2 separate regions of the Homo sapiens genome follow, and region 1 is linked to region 2. Evidence: chromatin contacts called from ENCODE Hi-C or POLR2A ChIA-PET data. All regions are on one chromosome and are shown on one strand. Each heading gives the region's core, a stretch centred on a gene start or an enhancer-like site at or near the end of the contact. The rest is flanking DNA. Distances are from core to core; before and after follow the strand shown. Region 1 holds the start of CLEC11A (C-type lectin domain containing 11A). Region 2 overlaps NOVA2 (NOVA alternative splicing regulator 2).

Region 1 (2,700 bases), core at 174-2,673, 4.8 Mb after region 2:
GAACACCTACTATGTGCTAGGTAGGCCTTGTGCTAGGAGATGCATCAGTGCATAAAAATCCCTGCTTTCATTGGCAGGGAACAGACATAAACAAACAAGATCATGCCAGTCTTGATTATACCAAAAAGATGAAATGGGGCATTTTAATAAAGTAACTTGCGGAATAGATAAGGTGGTTGGGGAAGACCTCCTGGAGCTGAGACCTCGATGATGAGAAGGAGCTGGGGAAAGAGGCTTCTAGAAGGAGGAAAGGGCTAGTGCAAATGCTCTGAGGTTGTAATCAGCTTAGTATTTGGGGATGAGCCAAGAGGCCAGGGAAGGTGGAGGCTGGGGGTGGGTGAAGGGAATGGGGGTGATGAGGCTGCAGAGGTGCAAAGGGTTCTTCCTTCCCAGCCCCCAGCATGGTAGGCTGCGCTGAGGACTGAGGCCCGGGCTTGGCTTCCCTCCTGCTTATGATGGGAAGGTGGGGGAGCAGGGGAGTGGGGAGTGATGTGATCTGATTTATGGTTTGGAAGGATTGCTTTGGCTGCGGCAAGCAGCCGGGATTGGAGGGGCTCAGGAGGAAGGAGGGGGAGGGCGAGACTGCAGTGGTCCAGGCTGAAATGAGGTGGCTTGCTGAATGCTCAGAGCTCCTTGAGCACACAACCTAGCGTCTGTCGATTTCACCTCCTGGAGAAACCTTCCCTGACTGCTCCGCCAGACTCCTCACCCTCTCCCATCTCCAGCCCCCTCATCCCCGGAGCTATCTGGCTGCTGGTCTGCAAGCAGCTGGAGTCCCCAGCATCACCCAGCCCACAGCCTGGCCTGCAGGAGGCTTCTAGTAAAGTGGCCAATTAATCCCCGAGCCCCGTCTTCCAGGGTCATGCACACAGTCACACGCGTGCTCTTCACATGTGTCACCCTGCCCCCACACACACTCACTTGGATCTCCAGACAAGGGCTTGGAGGGTAGGATGGGCAATCTAGGGGGCAGGAGGGGCCCTGGAGTCTCCTCCATTGAGTGTGCAGGCGATGGTGGCCACAGGGTAATAACAACCTCAGCGAGACCCTGAGGTCTGCCCCTCCTTAGGAATGGCCAGGCAGGGAAGAAGGGAGCAGTGCTCGGTCCCAGCATCCCACCACTGCCGAGATGGTTCTGAGCGGGTTCCTGGGCTGAGGCCGGGGCCTGTGTTTTCCAAGATTCCTTGGAGAGCCAGCTCCATCCTCTTCCTGATTATCTGATCTTTGGGCTACAGCAGAAGGAAAGAGCAGGGCGGAAGCGAGCTCTGGAAAGTGGAAAGAGGAGGGTGTGCGAGGAGACCCAAGGCGGGATCTAGGCTTTGGAACGTTGGAGGTTTCCGGCCACAGAGGCAGGGCCTCCGGGGAGCCAAGAGGGGCGGGGAGAGACACACACAGAGAAGCAGAGGAGACCAACGGACCGGACAGAGACGAGGAGAGGAACAGGAAGAGAGAAGCTGGGAGAATCGGGAACCTGGGGGCTAGTGACCTGCACACAGGGCAGGGGCACTCGGCAGTTCCCAGAGGCCACCCCTCCCACCCCAGACATCCAGACATCTGGAACTTTGGGTGCCAAGAGTCCAGCTTAATGCAGGCAGCCTGGCTTTTGGGGGCTTTGGTGGTCCCCCAGCTCTTGGGCTTTGGCCATGGGGCTCGGGGAGCAGAGAGGGAGTGGGAGGGAGGCTGGGGAGGTGCCCAGGAGGAGGAGCGGGAGAGGGAGGCCCTGATGCTGAAGGTGAGCTCTGGAGTGTCAGGGAGCTATGGGTGGTGAACTGTGGGTCTGGGAGGGGGTATTGCAAGGTTAGGGAAATGGACAATGAGGAGCGATTGGGATAGTCTCAGAGGAGTGGGAGGGTGATGGGCTCAGAGACAGGACTCAGGCAGCAGAGAATGAGTTATGAGTTGGAAAGGGGTGAATGGGGCATCTTGGTGGCAGGCTGGGGCTCACCACCCCTCCCCTGCCCCAGCATCTGCAGGAAGCCCTAGGACTGCCTGCTGGGAGGGGGGATGAGAATCCTGCCGGAACTGTTGAGGGAAAAGAGGACTGGGAGATGGAGGAGGACCAGGGGGAGGAAGAGGAGGAGGAAGCAACGCCAACCCCATCCTCCGGCCCCAGCCCCTCTCCCACCCCTGAGGACATCGTCACTTACATCCGTGAGTAACCAGAAGCCCTCACCCCCAAACTCCTAGGCCGCCGCGGTCACTTTCGCAAAAATGAAGGGTCGGTTCACTGCCAAGTGGCCTTTCAGTTGTCCATTGCCCAGCCCAGAGCCCCCACACCCCTAGGAGCCCCAGGTCCACGGCCATGCCTCCTAAAGGCCTGGGCCACTCGACCCTACCTTCCAGGAGTCCGGGGTGCCCCCCCCACCGCCACCCCGCCCTCAGGAGCCCTAGATCCCAGTTCTCCAGGTCCTCAGGCCCCCCGCTGCATCTCCAGGCTCCCCCTCCAGCATGATCCCTGTCTGTCCGCAGTGGGCCGCCTGGCCGGCCTGGACGCAGGCCTGCACCAGCTGCACGTCCGTCTGCACGCGTTGGACACCCGCGTGGTCGAGCTGACCCAGGGGCTGCGGCAGCTGCGGAACGCGGCAGGCGACACCCGCGATGCCGTGCAAGCCCTGCAGGAGGCGCAGGGTCGCGCCGAGCGCGAGCACGGCCGCTTGGAGGGTGAGTCCGCGGCGCGCGGGGTGGAAAAAAATGAGACTA
Region 2 (2,700 bases), core at 42-2,541:
TGGGATATGTGTGTGAAAGAGATTCTGGGTGACACTGTGACCAGTGTGTGTGTCTGCGAGGCTGGTGAGTGGTGTGTGTGTGTGTGTGTGTGTGTGTGTGTGTGTGTGTACTTGAGCAGGACTAGCTAGATGATCCTAATCTGTGTTTGTAGAAGATAAAGTGCAGAGACTGCCTTATGAACAGACTATGTGACACAGTGATTCCGGTGAAGATGTTCGTGCGTGCCCTTGTGTGTGGGACAGACTTTGGTGTCGCTTTGATGATGAAGGTTATGTAGACTCTTTGTGAGACAGAGCTGAGTGTATGTGAGAGTTTGAGAGAAAGAAACAAAAGAATCTCACAAAGTGGGATAGAGGCTACACAATGAATATATACCACTTTGAGACTGGATGGCAGTGTATGTGTCTGCATTTGTGTGTGTACGTGTGTTTGTGAAAGTGAAAGAGAGACACACTTCTGGATGTTTCTGAGACTATTTGGATGACCAGTGTGAATATACACATATGTACAGGAGACAGGAAAGACCCTATGACCAGTGTGTGTGAACCTGAGAAGGAGAGACAGACAGGTAGACTCAGGTGTCAGTTTGTAGGACTTTTTGGATGACTGGTGTGTTTGTGTATGTGTGTGTCTGAACATGTGAATTACAGCGAGACAAAGAAAACTTGACTGGTCAGTGTGAGAATGTGCGTGCCTGGGTGAGCCGGGATGTGTGTGATGCGTGGAGTGTGAGTGTGTCTCTCTCTCTTTGAAGGGGATTCTGCCCCTGAGAATGTAAAAGGTCTTGAGTGTGGCCGGGTGCGGTGGCTCACGCTTGAAACCCCAGCACTTTGGGAGGCCGAGGTGGGCAGATCATGAGGTCAAGAGATCGAGACCATCCTGGGCAACATGGTGAAACCCTGTTTCTACTAAAAATACAAGAATTAGCTGGGCGTGGTGGCACGCACCTGTAGTCCCAGCTACACGGGAGGCTGAGACAGGAGAATCGCTTGAACCTGGGAGGCGGAGGTTGCAGTGAGCCGAGATCATGCTACTGCACTCCAGCCTGGCGGCAGAGCGGGACTCCGTCTCAAAAAAAAAACAAAAAAAAGAAAAAAAACAAAAAGTGTCTTGAGTGTGCACCAGGCACCGTGTGGCTGTGTACCTGTGTGTCTGGGATACCTGGGGTGTGTGTCAGTGTCCAGCAAGCACTTCAGTGCAGCACGCTGGTGACACGACCCTGACTCCTCAATTGCCATTTCCCAGTCTGGCAGGCCAGCCTCGCCATGTGTCTGGGCGTCACTGTCTGTGGGTCACTTGTGTAGCTGACATCCCCCACCCGCTTTGGGCCATGTTCCTCACTCTTACTACCCCCCCTTCCCCACCCCAGAACAATGGCTTGGTCTGAGCCAAGGGTGAGTCAGCCTGCAGTCTGCCTCCGTCTGGTGTAAATAGGAAAGGGTGTGGGTTGGGGTGGGAACTGGGGGGCGGGGTAGGGGGAGGTGGATGCCCCAGGAAGAGCTGGCCGAGGGTTTGCCTCTCTGTGAAGCTTCCTTCCAACTCAGGAAGTCTTTGACCTTCCATCCCCTTGTAGTTTTTACAAGGGGGCCCACAGGGGCTTTTGGGGAGGTTGGTTAAGCCCCACAAGAGTGTCTAATAATAGCTGACCCTTATACAACCCAAGCCTCAGGCACCATTCTAAGCACTTTTTTTTTTTTTCCCTGAGACAAGAGTCTCATTCTGTCGCCCAGGCTGGAGTGCAGCGGTGCGATCTCAGATCACGGCAACCTCTGCCTCCCAGTTCAAGTGATTCTCATGCCTAAGCCTCCTGAGTAGCTGGGATTACAGGCGTGTGCCACCACGCCCGTCTAAGTTTTGCATTTTTTGTAGAGATGGGATTTCACCATGCTGGCCAGTCTGGCCTCAAGTGATCCACCCGCCTTGGTCTCCCAAAGTGCTGGGATTACAGATGTGAGCCATCGCACCTGACCAAAGCACTTTATACATACGTGTTCACTTAATATATGAAGTAGGCAATATTATTATTGTCCCTGATTCCCTGCTAAGGACGCCGAGGCACAGAGAGGGCTCAAGATGTGTTCAAGTTCTCTTAGATGGTAGTGGATGTTCAGAGATTTGAACCCAGGTGTCTGGCTTCAGAGTCTGTGCATTCTGCTAAATTTGGGGTGCATGGAGTGATCAGCTCTATGTGTGTATCTTGGAGGGAGGCATAAAATGATGACAGTTTTATTTTTGTATTTTTGATATTAAAAAGAATATGAATGTATTAAGTAGTCATTCAAGAGTATGCACGTTGATAGAGGTATGTTATAAAACTATAAAAATGTTTTTTGAAGTGTGTGTGGTGGGACACAGTGGCTCATGCCTGCAATCCCATCACTTTAGGAGGCCAAGGTGGATGGAGGGCTTGAGCTCAGGAGTTCAGCCTGGGCAATATAGCGAGACCCCATCTCTACAAAAAAAAATATACAGGCCAGGTGCAGTGGCTCACGCCTGTAATCCCAGCACTTTGGGAGGCCGAGGCGGGTGGATCACCTGAGGTCTGGAGTCCGAGACCAGCCTGCTAACATGGTGAAACCCTGTCTCTACTGAAAATACAAAAAATTAGCTGGGCATGGTAATGGACGCCTGTGATCCCAGCTACTCGGGAGGCTGAGACAGGAGAATCGCTTGAACCTGGGAGGCGGAGGTTGCAGTGA

The links. A loop is a pair of places that touch in the nucleus more often than their neighbours do. ChIA-PET counts read pairs that join two places held with the same protein, here RNA polymerase II (POLR2A).
Region 1: a loop to region 2 is called in a map of sciatic nerve, with 11 times the contacts of the local background. The contact joins the promoter of CLEC11A here to the enhancer-like site in region 2. A Hi-C loop is called at or near these places in 1 of 168 maps with a recorded cell type or tissue (sciatic nerve). POLR2A ChIA-PET finds 5 or more read pairs at or near these places in 1 of 52 experiments (HEK293T).

Annotation. Positions count from the first base shown.
Region 1 is chr19:50,721,941-50,724,640 of GRCh38, forward strand. CLEC11A (C-type lectin domain containing 11A) reads left to right here and starts at 1,424. Exons shown (of 4, transcript NM_002975.3): 1 at 1,424-1,732; 2 at 1,965-2,151; 3 at 2,470-2,661. The coding sequence starts at 1,586.
Region 2 is chr19:45,954,785-45,957,484 of GRCh38, forward strand. All of the region lies in intron 2 of NOVA2 (NOVA alternative splicing regulator 2), which reads right to left. Among named protein-coding and RNA genes, the nearest start is that of NOVA2, 18 kb to the right of the region's middle. Within about 2 kb of position 1,292, at least 10 of the 41 ENCODE cell types and tissues checked have a DNase peak (open chromatin) inside an H3K27ac peak, as active enhancers do.